2 separate regions of the Mus musculus genome follow, and region 1 is linked to region 2. Evidence: chromatin contacts called from ENCODE Hi-C or POLR2A ChIA-PET data. All regions are on one chromosome and are shown on one strand. Each heading gives the region's core, a stretch centred on a gene start or an enhancer-like site at or near the end of the contact. The rest is flanking DNA. Distances are from core to core; before and after follow the strand shown. Region 1 has its middle 33 kb from the start of Trak1. Region 2 has its middle 25 kb from the start of Gm34655.

Region 1 (6,067 bases), core at 2,153-4,652, 33 kb after region 2:
TGCCCTGTGTGAGAAGAGAACAGAGAGTCTTACCTTTGTGAATACTCTGTCCTAAGGCACATCCCCGGCCCTTCAATTTATTTATTTTTATTTTTAAAGGTTTGCTATTTTTATGTGTATTAGTGTTTCGTCTGCATGTATGTCTGTGCACTACGTGCATACAGGGCCCATTGCACCCAAAAGAGGGAGGTCAGCCACCTGGAACTGGAGTTACAGATAGCTTTCAGTTACCATGTGGATTCTGGGAATCGAACCCAGGTCCTCTGGAAGAGCTAATAGACCAGTGCTTTTTTCTTTTTTCTTTTTCTTTTTCTTTTTCTTTTTTTTTTTTTCCGAGACAGGGTTTCTCTGTATAGCCCTGGCTGACCTGGAACTCACTCTGTAGACCAGGCTGGTTTCGAACTCAGAAATCCACCCACCTCTGCCTCTCAAGTGTTGAGATTAAAGGCATGTGCTACAACTGCCCGGCTTCTTTACTTAATTTTTGAGACCCGGGCTCACTGTGTATCTCTGGATGGCCTGGAATTCACAGAGATCCACCTGCCTCTGACTCCTGAACATTGGGATTAAAATGTGTGTGCCTCCATGCCTAGCATAGCCGTGGACTTTTGAGACAGGGTTTCTAAGTAGCCCCTGCTCATCTTGACTGACCTGACTTGCAACCTCCCCGTCCCTGCTTCCTGAACACTGCCATGACCAGCATGCACTGCACCATGGCTTTTCTGTGTGGATCTAGTCCTTATCTTTACAGTCTGAGCGTCTTTTTTTCCTTTTACGTCACTACTAGATTATGGCAGGAACCATGGTTGGATGCTGAGTGGCTTGGGCGAGTGCAGACAGCCTTGTCTTGTTCCTGATCTTAGGAGCAGATGTTCTGTCAGCTGTGATGTTGCAGAAGTCCCGTTAAGGGTGGGAAAATGTGGCTTTCTGATTCTGGTGTTGAATTTTGTCAACTGCTTTATCACTGAGATGGTCATACACTTGTGTTGTTTTAATTTTATTAATGATGCTTTTGAGTTGTTTCTCGATTGCTTGTTTTTGAAATATTGTTTCTGAACCTGGCCTTCCAAAATATGTTCCTTCCAAAGGAAGACAGTTAGACAGACAGACAGACAGACACACACACACACACACACACACACACACACACACACACGGCCTTGTTAGTGTTGGGGATCAAGCCAGGGTACAGCTCTAACTGTAGTTGGCTCAGTGGGCTGTCTGTCCCCCTGTCTGGGCTTGGCTTCATGTTACCATACTCTGCAGCGGTCAGACTTTTAAATCCAATAGGAAACCCCCTCTGTGTCATTCAAGCTGGACCTTGGGCTTTGAGAGCTCTCTCTCTCTCACTTCCCTTGGGGAAGGATTAAAACTTCAGCCTGCTCCTGGAGAAAGTGCGGTTGTTGTGGACAGCAGACCGCAGCTTAGCAACTCTGGCAGGCATGCAGCTGTCTGCCCAGCTTGTCGCTCTCCCCTCCCCCATTCCTCCCTTCCCCTGCCCCGTCTCTCTCACCCCCACTTCTTTTCCTCTGGTCCCTCCCTCTTGTTTCTCCACACACCGCCTCCTGTTTCTCCTTTTCTCCTCTAGTCCCCTCTCTTTCCCCCTGTCTTGGGAGCCCTTTGTCCTTGCTATGACCCCTGTTCTGCACACACACACACACACACACACACACACACACACACCCCTCTCACTCAGTTCCCTTAACAGACCTCACAGCTCCTAATGGATGCGATTTGGCTCCTGTCTGTGCCTTTCTCTTGACCAGACTCCAGGTTTTGGTTTTTGTCTTTTTGGTGGAAAGTACAGGAACTCCTATTTTCATGATACAGGCAGTTTGTCTATAGCATTTGGCTTAGGGCAACAGGGAGCCACTGTTTCAAAGAACACAGCTGTTCTGCCTGTTGAGAGTGGTTGGTGTGTTACAGAGAGCCTCCCCTACCATTTTCAAATAAATGCCTTTTGCTTGGTAGGAAGACAACTTTTACTTTTAAAAATTATTACAGTTACTTTATTTTTGCCCTATGTAGCTGTGGTTGGCCTATCTACTACTTAGCCTAGGCTGGCCTCACACTAGCAACAGTTCTCCTACCTCAGCCTCTTGAGTGCTACACTACAGTGTAACCCTATACCTGGCTGAAAGTCCTCCTATTATTTTTGGTTGTTGTTTGTTTTTTGTTTTGTTTTGGTTTGGTTTTTCGAGACAGGGTTTCTCTGTGTAGCCCTGGCTGTCCTGGAACTCACTCTGTAGACCAGGCTGGCCTCGAACTCAGAAATCCACCTGCCTCTGCCTCCCAAGCGCTAGGATTATAGGCGTGTGCCACCACTGCCCCGCTGGTTGTTGTCTTGAGACATGTAGCCCAGGTTTGTCATGAATTTAGCCTTGTGAGATTAGGTGTGTGTCAGCAGACCTAGCTAGAACTAGTTTTGAATGGATCACAGATAAAATCATCCAGCTCCCATGGCCCGGAGAGAAATCCTAGTGCCTGGACCTGAGCTTGCTCAGAGCTTGGACCTTAAAACAGATAGTAGAAGTTCAATGTGTGTGTGTGTGTGTGTGTGTGTGTGTGTGTGTGTGTGTGTGTGCGCGCGCACGTGCGCCCATGTACACACACATAACCCAGGATAACAATACTTCAGAGTCAGATACATTCGTTAACTGCAGCCAAATATTAGGTCATTCTTTCAACAAAGCAAAACCGTTTGAAAAGTGTTATATCGGAATTATCTTCAGGTGCTTCAGAGATAATTGTGCTCATAAAAGCCAACTGTGTAGTCCGTCCCAGAAGGTAAAATGGTAGACTCGGTAAGACTTGCTTTGGCAGGGGCTGGAGGGATAAACCAGTTGGCTGATGCTTGCCCGGCATGCATGAGGCCTGTGCCCCACACCCAGTGCCACCCGAAGTCCAGCACTGGGGAGAAAGATGTCTTCTGTCACTCACTGGCCCATGGCAGGCTCTCACTGATCTAGAAACTCACTGCCTGGCTAGGTGACTGCCTGGATCCACCTTTCTCTGTCCCTCAGTGTGAGGTAACAGGCACACAAAGCCACCACTGGCCTTTCTATGTGGTTGCTGGGGATCTCCAGACCTTCAAACTGTGAGTTTCTACAAGCTCTGTCGCATCTTCCTAATCCTTCTCTTCTTCTATTTGGGAATAGTGTTCAGCTGGGTTTTCCTGTTACAGTCTCCTTCTTTGAAGCTCTTTTCTGTTGCCCGTATTGTCCCTGATTCTTCAGTTCTGCCATTCCATTGTCTCCGTGTCTAGAATCTGGAGGGGAGGTTTTCCTCTCATGTCTGATAGGCCTCTTCCCAGGGGGCTGTTGGAGGCTGTGGGAACAGCATGGGTGGCTGCAGGCTGGACCTTAAGTGACAGGGTACTGGACAGGTTTTCACTGGGGATTCTGGGAGTCAGTGGCTGGTAGTTCCTTTGTCTTGGGCTGTTGGGTTCCCTTGAAGGATGCTGCCTGTATCCTGTCATTTGATTTGAGCAAGGGAGGGTGTGTGCGGGTGTGTAGGGAGAGACGACCTGGTCTCACATGTTAAGTGTATAGATTTACATGTAACCCTGTCTATAGTATATTGTCAGACCTGCCCTTTTACTTATTTTACTCTTTAATTGTATTTTTTCAGTGCTGGGGATCCAGCCCCTCAGCTCCACCCCTTCCAGTACCTTCCTCAAGCCCCGTGTCCTGTCCACCAGTCCTCTCCCCAGCCCCCTTGCCTTCTTTTGTGTCTGTGCCACTGCAGAGCCCACAGACTCCATTTCAGATTCATCTCCAGTCTCTGCTGGACCACTGCCCGGGTGGGTGTTTGTGGAAGCGATGAGGAGCTGGAATGGGGGCACAGTCCTCCTTCCTGTAGACCGCAGACCAGTTCTCAGCATCTCCATAGTGCAGTCCCACGGGTTCTCAACTTTCTCGCTCCTCCCAGGCAGCCTCAGGCTTTGTCTCCTTAGTGGCTTTGCATGCTTCCAAATTAATCAAAGGTTTTGTCCTCTCTTACAGGCTTTAACTCTTTAAACGCTTCTCTCTCTCAAGGTCTCCTGAGAGTTAAGGGACGATGAGGGACCACTTGGCTGGCTTGTGTATTTGTCTGTCTGTCTCTTATCTTTCTCTGTCTCTCTCTCTGCATGAGAGTGTGTATACACATGCTCACAGGTGCAGGGGACAGCCAGTCAGAGATCAATGCCAGGTGTCTTTCTTATTGTTCTGCCCTCCACCTGAACGTGGAACTCAGTAACTTTGTAACTTTGTAGAGGCCCTGGGATCTGCCCACCTCCGTCTTCATAGCGTTGGGGCTGCAGGTTTGCACTTCTGTGCCTAACCTTTTTCCTCCGAGGTGCTGTGGTTCTGAAGTCCCCATGCCTGTGCAATATTCCCCCCCCCCCCCCCCCCCCCGCTCTCCCTCTTTCTTCCCTACCCCCTTCCTCTCCCTCCCCCACCCTCTCTGCCCCTTCCCCCTTCTCTCCCTCCCCCATTCCCCTCTCTCCTGTCTATATTTACATATATATGTATATACACACATTCTCTCTATTTCTCCCTCTCTCCCTCTTTCTCTCTCCCCGCTCCCTTTCTCTCCTTCCTCCACCCTCTCTGTCCCCCTCCCCCTTTTGTTCCTCCCCCACTCCCCTCTCTATTTATATACATATACATACACACACACACACACACACACACATATTCTCTGTCTGTCTGTCTGTCTGTCTCTCTCTCTCTCACACACACACACACACACACACACACATACACACACACAGAAGAGCTAAGGAAGTTAACTTAGCTGGGTTCATGACAGCTACCGCCCTTTACCTTGTATGACTTGGCCACGTGAGCCCCAGGCCTTAGGCCCCAGGCAACTCTCCCCACCCATCCTAGCTCTGTTTTGCCAAAGGCTTTCCCTGGCCTTGCTGCATTGGTCTTTGTGAAAGCCAGGGTGTGTGTCTTTACTTATTGTTTCCTTTGACAATGCATTGGGGAAGGCAGCCGGCCCTGGGGATCCTGTCTGTCTCACCTTCTACTAAGAAGGCCTTGGCCTTGGGGCTGTGCCAAGGTCAAGGGTTCATGAGCTGGACGATCCTTTAGAGGAGGACACCCTCGGCCGCTGCTGTTTCGAGAAAGGATGAAAGGTGTAGGTTGACCTGAGAAATGGGAGCACAAAAGACGAGGGGTCTGGGCGCTTCATTCTGCTTTCAGAACACAGCCCATGTGGCTGTCCAAGTATGTGTAGCTGAGACTGTTTTCTTATTAAACGTCTCCCCTTTCTAACCCTGTTCTGTGATTACAGCCACCTTGTGCCTTTGCAATATGATACTTAGAGCAGCCCTGGCTTGAGGAGATTGGTATTAGAGCCTCCGGAAGCCACAAGGAACATCAGTGTAGTCCAAGCACACAAGGAGTCAAAGATGTGTAAAAATAATAGCAGACCCCTCTGGGAAGTGGGGTGCATTAGGGGTGTGGTGTCCAACCTGTGTTGGAATTTGGGTGAGGGCTGACTGTTTCAGCCTTCTCTGTGTGGTCCCAGGATCCTCAGCACCACCTCAAGAGACTGTCAGATTCTTGAGTTAGGCATGCAGCTCAGTTGGTAGAGCACCTGCCTGGCACGCATGAGGCCCCGGGTCAACAGTTCCATATAAACCAGATGAGGTATCCTAGTGCCTGTGATCCTGATGTCGGGTTATGGGGTGTCCCACATCCACTCCGCCACAGGGCTCGGGACATGGGTGGAGGTGGGACACAGGAGTTTTGATTGTGCTTACCCCACGCTGGCGCCGGGCGGGTGTCAGGCTATGGGAAGCTTCAGGACACCCCTTTTGGGGGTGGGGGAGCGCAGTCCAGGGGACAGCCGGAGCTGGCTAGGGGATCTCCGGGCCTGTGTGGAGGACTGGGCTGTCTGGTTCTCAGGCTCTTGGATATCCAAGCACCACTGGGAGCCACAGAAGAGCTGAGAACGGAGTGGGGTCCCAGGGGCTGGATCTAGCCTGGAGCTGAAGGGGAAAAGAGGGGAGAACTCCTTGCTAGGTCCTGCGGGGAGGAGAGAGCCCTTGGCTTGTTTGGCTTGGCTTGGTGGG
Region 2 (6,059 bases), core at 378-2,877:
CCCGGCATCCTCTTCGTTGCTGGATGGTTCTGGCACAAGCCACCTGCGCTCCCCGACCTTGACCTCCAGCTCCCAGGTGCAGAGCAGGCCTCCTGCTCCTCTAGGCTTGGGCACTTTATAAAGGCCTAATTGTTGAGTTACTCCAGGCATCTGATAAGACAGTGGGTGAGCGGGCAGGTTCCGTAAGGGAGGCTTGGATGGTGAGGCACTCTTTTAAACTCACTATAGGTTGTAGACACACAATCAGACCTTTTTCGTTTTCTCTTATTACCGTGTGTATGACAATGTCTAGAGGTCAGAGGTCAACTCCACAGAGTGGTGAGTCTTCCCTCTCACCTTCTTGAGGGCTCCCCAGATGGAGCCCTCCACACACAGGCCTTTGAAGCACTTTTGGTCTCTGCCCTACAAGCTTGACAAACTCGAGGACATTGCAGTGGCCGGCGTCTCCAGGCTGAGCCTATGCCCCATGTGTTTGAAAACGGAGGGACAAAGGATGCTCTTTTTCAGAGATATTAGAAGACCCGTCTCCACGGGAAGGGCCGCAGGGATCGTCAACTTCACTTTGCCGTCTGGGGTTAAGTCTGCCGGGTGGGATGAATGAGTGTCCTGGCTCCGCCTCTGTCTTCTTTCTTTCTGAACAATGATCCTCGATCCAGCTTGCCCTCTTGGGGGGTGGGTATCCAAGTGGGGGTCGCTTTCAGTCTTGAAAAGGTCCGTCTAAGCATGTGGTGTACGTGAGCGCCAGCACGTTTATCTGAAGGTCTAGGCCGGACTTTGCTTTCTCTGAATGGCTGTGTGGCACCGCTGATGGGGAAGCTTGCTTACTTAGAGCGCTGCGGCTAGTGCACCAGAGACCAGGTGAGATGGTGTGTGGGCATCTCAGAATCCTTGTCCAGGCTTTGGGCCAGCCGGAAAGCTCCCAGGCCACCTGTTCCAAAGGCCTCATCGTTCTAAGAACTTTACAAGGTGCAGCTTTCTGACTGCTGGGGGCAGTGGCTTCTCAGGTGGCTGCTGGCTATAAACAGTGTCACACTGCAAAGTGGCTTATCTTGATGCTTCTAATTCATTCCTGTGGCCTTCAAGGCTCAAGAAGTTGGCAGAGGGTCTGGGAGCTTAGCCGTGGCCTCTGATGCTTTTCTGAGTTAATGATTACTGTGATGAAGACCAGAAAATAGAATTCAGGGTTTTTTTTTTTTTTTTTTTTTTTTTTTTTTTTTTTTTTGGTGGGTCTGAGGGGTAGGGAGGGTCTTGTGCAGTCCAGGCTGACAGCAGACTTGCTATGGAGCCAAGGTTAATCTTGAACTCCTAATCCCTCTGCCTCCACCTCCCAAGGGCTGGGATACAGGCATATGCCAGCACACTGTGTGGATTTGTCCTGCTTGCTATTTGAGAATGTCATTATGTTGCTCTAAGCTAGTTGTCACTCCTGGACTCAAGGTGCTCCAGCCTCAGCCTCCCCGCTGCAGGGACCACAGGCCAGAGCCACTGCACCCAGCCAGGACTCTTCTTGCTTTGAAGTAAAGGTACTTTAACATCTGAATTGAGAAGGGCTTACAGAAAATGCATCCTGCCTTCCCCAACACCTGAAAGCTGTGCCCTGGAGGCTCAGGCATTTGCACACTGGTTCCCAGGTGGTGGTGCTGTTTGGGGAAGTTTACTCAGTGAGGCCTTGCAGGAGGAAATGTGTCACTAGGGGTGGGCTCTGTGTCCCACTTCATCCGGTTCCTTCCCTGTTTTGTGCTTACGGTTGAAAACGTGGCCTCTCGGGGTCCCCATCTCCCACCATGCTTGCCCTTCCCCACTCACCTCCCCGTCAGGGATGGGATTCTTAGCCTCCTGTGTGTCAGTCTTCCTTCCTACGTTGACCCTGGAGAGTGATGCATGCACACTCCCAGCCTGAGAGGCCCAGAGGCGGCTCATTTCCAGGCCGTCCTCGGGCTCTAGATGTCTGGCGCATCAGGACATTCAAGAGCAGAAGAGAGTTCACCAGAGAGAGTGTTGTGCCAAGCCGGAAGTGGACACTGTGAATAACTAGGGATGTCAGAGTAGCCACCACAATATAAATGACCTGGATTGCCGAGTTAGACCGTGCTGCGTGTGTCCGGGAGACTGTAAACCAACCTTTCCCCCTGCTCAGTCTTGGCTTCTCTCTGTCTCTCTGCTTCCTCTCATCTTCTCTCTCCTTCTCCTTCTCGTCTTTCTTAAGAATCAGGGATGAGTAGATGGCTGAGATCAGTAAAGTGCGACTCGTGCTTCATCCACGCGTGGTGGCCTCAGATGATCATTCTGGGTCATCTGGGTCATTTTGGGTCACCTGGGTCATTCTGGCACTGAGGCAGGATAGATAAATGGATCCCTGGGGCTCTCTGGCCAATCAGTTCAGCTCAGTTGTTGAGCTCCACACTAGTGAGAGACCCTTGTGTCAAGACGCGAGGCAGACAGTTTCTAAGGAATGACCCTTGAGGTCGTCATCTGGCCTCCATATGCACACGCATGTACCCACGTGAACACACATATGCACATCATCCATACACTAACATTAAAAAAAAAAAAGAGAGAGAGAGTCAGTTGGAGATAGCCCCGAATGTGAGAACTGTACGACTTGACCGTATCTTCTGAACTTTGTGCCCTCACCTTACCCACTCTTCCCGGTACCTCAGTGTCACTGTTCTCAGCCTTGATTCCTGGACTTTAGTTCTAGATAACCCGATCATGTTGATTGAAATATGCCTCCATCCTCTGGCAGGTTTACGGGGACGAGCTGACGGGAATCCCACACTCACTGTGTTGCTTCAAAGCGATTTATATCTGTAATATCACTATTAGTCAGACTTTGGATTTGAAGAGCCTGTCTACACAGGAGGAGCCACTGTGTTATAGACTCTGACTTTCCCGGTTGGTTGGTGGAATAAGGGAGCCCTTTTAGGCAGCTCTTTCTTTTTTCTTTTTTCTTTTTTTTGGTTTTTCGAGACATGGTTTCTCTGTATAGCCCTGGCTGTCCTGGAACTCACTCTGTAGACCAGGCTGGCCTTGAACTCAGAAATCCGCCTGCCTCTGCCTCCCGAGTGCTGGGATTAAAGGCGTGAGCCACCACGCCCGGCTAGGCAGCTCTTTCTAAGCAAGAATATGTGTGGTGGGACCCGACAATTTGCTCCATCGAACATTCTGGGAGAGGTCAGGGTCTTATTTAGTTTTAAAAGCTATGTGTGTATGTTTATCTCTGTGAACTTGCTCATGAATGCAGTACCTGAGGTGGTCAGAAGAGGGCGTTAGAGTCCCCCCAGAGCTGAAGTGTCTTGGCCATTTGATGTGGATGCTGGGGTCTGAGAGACCTAGTCTCCTCCTCCTCCTCCTCCTCCTCCTCCTCCTCCTCCTCCTCCTCCTCCTCCTCCTCTTTTTTTTTTCAGTTTTTCGAGACAGGGTTTCTCTGTGTAGCCCTGACTATCTTGGAACTCACTCTGTAGACCAGGCTGGCCTCAAACTCAGAAATCCGCCTGCCTCTGCCTCCCAAGTGCTGGGATTAAAGGCATGTGCAACCATTGCCTGGCTAGACCTAGTCTTCTGTAAGAGCAACATTTGTTCTTAACTGCTGAGCCATCTCTCCAGCACCGGCTTTTAGAAAACAGTACAGCCCGTTGGCCTCATACAGGCTCACCTCTATCCTGAAGAAATTATTTCCGGTTTGGGATGTGGCCAAAGAGAAGAAGTCTCTCTAATGCTAGATGTAGTTTGGCCTCACTTGGCTGAGGTGTTTATGTGGGGGTGTGGGAGCTGTCCCAGACTTGCTTGTCTGAAGATCTCAGGAGACTTCTCTGGGAGTAGGGACAGAGTCTTCTAAGCTGCAGGAGTGTCAGCCGTCTTCCCAGGGATAAGTCCAAGCTGAGAGACCTCATCTGTGCCAAGAAGCTAAGAGCTCTGCTTCACGGTGGCAGGAGGCGGTTGTGTCCTGAGGAGGAGCAGCTTAAGAGGGTAGTACTTAATGGGGGGAACTTAGCCTCCACTGTTTTCTGTGTAAATTTCGGTCCCTGTTGTAGTGGCACAGGCAGACCTCAGGAACATAGAGGGTTCATTTCTCAGAATGGGGCCAGGGCGGGGGGCATCTTGGTCATAGTTGTCCTCGATTGCCGCTGTTACCACTGCCATCACCACCATCACCACCACCACCACCATCACCTTCATCCTGTCAACCTGGAGACTTCTTAGATCTGCAGAATATTAGCCCTGCTAAATCCGAGCCTGCATTTTCAGCACGTCTCCAGGCAGTGTGCACAGAGCCATCGCCATCATCGCCATGTGCTTACGCAGACAGGTTCTTTTCTGAGCTGACCAGACCTTGTGGACATTGGGCGGAGTAAGTCCCTTCCCTGCTGGATAGAGCTGGGGCTCAGTGTTCCTTGCATTCGCCCCTGCCAGGCAGTGAAAGGAAAGGGCTTAGTGTTTTTTAGGAAAGATCGTCGAGTCCACTCCTCCCCCAACCCCATTTTCCTTTAATCCTGGGCAATGAACTGTAAAGTGGGAGGGGCTGAAGAGAGGAAGGACTGACTTGCTATTCTCTATCAGCAGCCAAGAGAACAGCCCCAAGTGTAGTCAGCCGGGAACACTCCCCGCCTGCCTCTACAGGGAGCTAAGACATCAGCAAGATAGGTATTGTTTATGTATACATAGGTATGCAGGCATATACGTATACATACACATATATGCGTATACCCACTCACGTATATGCACATATACACAGACATGAATATGCTTATGTATATATGACTGTACACATATACATATGCATATGTTCGCACAGACACATATATGCAAAGATGGATGACTGCTGGTTTATGATCGGTCTCATGTAGCCCAGGCTGGCCTCAGACTTGTCATGTGGCTAAAGATGACTGCACTTCTGACCCTCCTGAGTGCTGAGATTATAGGAGTCCACCACCACGTCAGGTTTTAGTGCTTGGGGACCAAATCAGGCCTCCGTGTGTGCTGGAGAAGCACTCCATCAAGTGAGCCCAGCTCCAGCCCAGTCTTGCTGAGTTAGAATTCACCCACCAATCTGCCCAGTTCTTAGTTGGATCTTTTACACACTCACCCATCTACTCTTGTTTTGTTGTTCAGTGGGTCTAAAGTTTTGGGTCATTCACACCAAGCAGAAGTGTCACAAGGCACAGTGGCCGAGTGGCAGCTGGCGTGTAAGATCCAAGGCCCGTGTGTGCCACCTGCTCTTGCCTGCCTTTCACGAAGCCACGGACCCCTCGGGCCTCTGGCTCCCCAACGGTCTTGTATACAGAGGAGAGCAGGCAGCCAATCCTTGGCAAATTATTCATGTCCTTCCCCATAGCTACACAAGTCCCTTAACGTGAGGTAACAGAAAACCTAGATTTTTCTAAGAACGATCATTTTTTATTTCACTTAAAAATATCCGTGAAATATATATTACATAAATATATCATTTTAACTGCTTTCAGTGTGTAGCATTAAATATGTCTGCGTTGTGTAGAGACCTTCACCTACATTTCCAGGACCTTCTTTATTGTCCCCAACTGAAACACTCACTACCCATTAAACATATCTCTCCATCCCAGCTCTTGATGACCCCCCACCCCAAATTCCTGTCTCTAAACTTGGCCACACCAGAAATGCCAAACAAGCCATCTTGTCCTCGGTGACTGGCTCATTTTGCTGGTTTGTTTGTTTGTGTGTTTTTGTTGCTGTTATTGTTGAAGCATGTGTCAAATTTCTTTTGTAAGGCTGAATAATATTTTTGGTTTTGTTTTTTAATTTTTTTGTTTTTTGTTTTTTGAGACAGGGTTTCTCTGTATAGCCCTGGCTGTCCTGGAACTCACTCTGTAGACCAGGCTGGCCTCGAACTCAGAAATCTGCCTGCCTTTGCCTCCTGAGTGCTGGGATTAAAGGCACGTGCCACCATCCCCGGCCTGAATAATATTTTGTCCATTACTGAACACCAGGGTTTCCATCATTGGCCACTGTGGCTCACATTGCTGCGACCTTTGCCATACAAATAATACACTGGGTCCCTACATTCATTTCTTTTGGGTGTGTAC

Evidence for each region. Hi-C counts contacts between places; a loop is a spot of excess contacts on that map. ChIA-PET counts read pairs that join two places held with the same protein, here RNA polymerase II (POLR2A).
Region 1: a loop to region 2 is called in a map of heart, with 3 times the contacts of the local background. The contact joins two enhancer-like sites. A Hi-C loop is called at or near these places in 8 of 37 maps with a recorded cell type or tissue (T-helper 2 cell, gastrocnemius, heart and 2 more). POLR2A ChIA-PET finds 5 or more read pairs at or near these places in 4 of 5 experiments (Patski and embryonic stem cell).

What each region holds. Positions count from the first base shown.
Region 1 is chr9:121,330,834-121,336,900 of GRCm38, forward strand. It overlaps a transcript of Trak1 not described here. Among named protein-coding and RNA genes, the nearest start is that of Trak1, 33 kb to the right of the region's middle. Within about 2 kb of position 3,403, at least 1 of the 3 ENCODE cell types and tissues checked has a DNase peak (open chromatin) inside an H3K27ac peak, as active enhancers do; it is heart, where a contact is called at or near this core.
Region 2 is chr9:121,299,489-121,305,547 of GRCm38, forward strand. It overlaps a transcript of Trak1 not described here. Among named protein-coding and RNA genes, the nearest start is that of Gm34655, 25 kb to the left of the region's middle. Within about 2 kb of position 1,628, at least 1 of the 3 ENCODE cell types and tissues checked has a DNase peak (open chromatin) inside an H3K27ac peak, as active enhancers do; it is heart, where a contact is called at or near this core.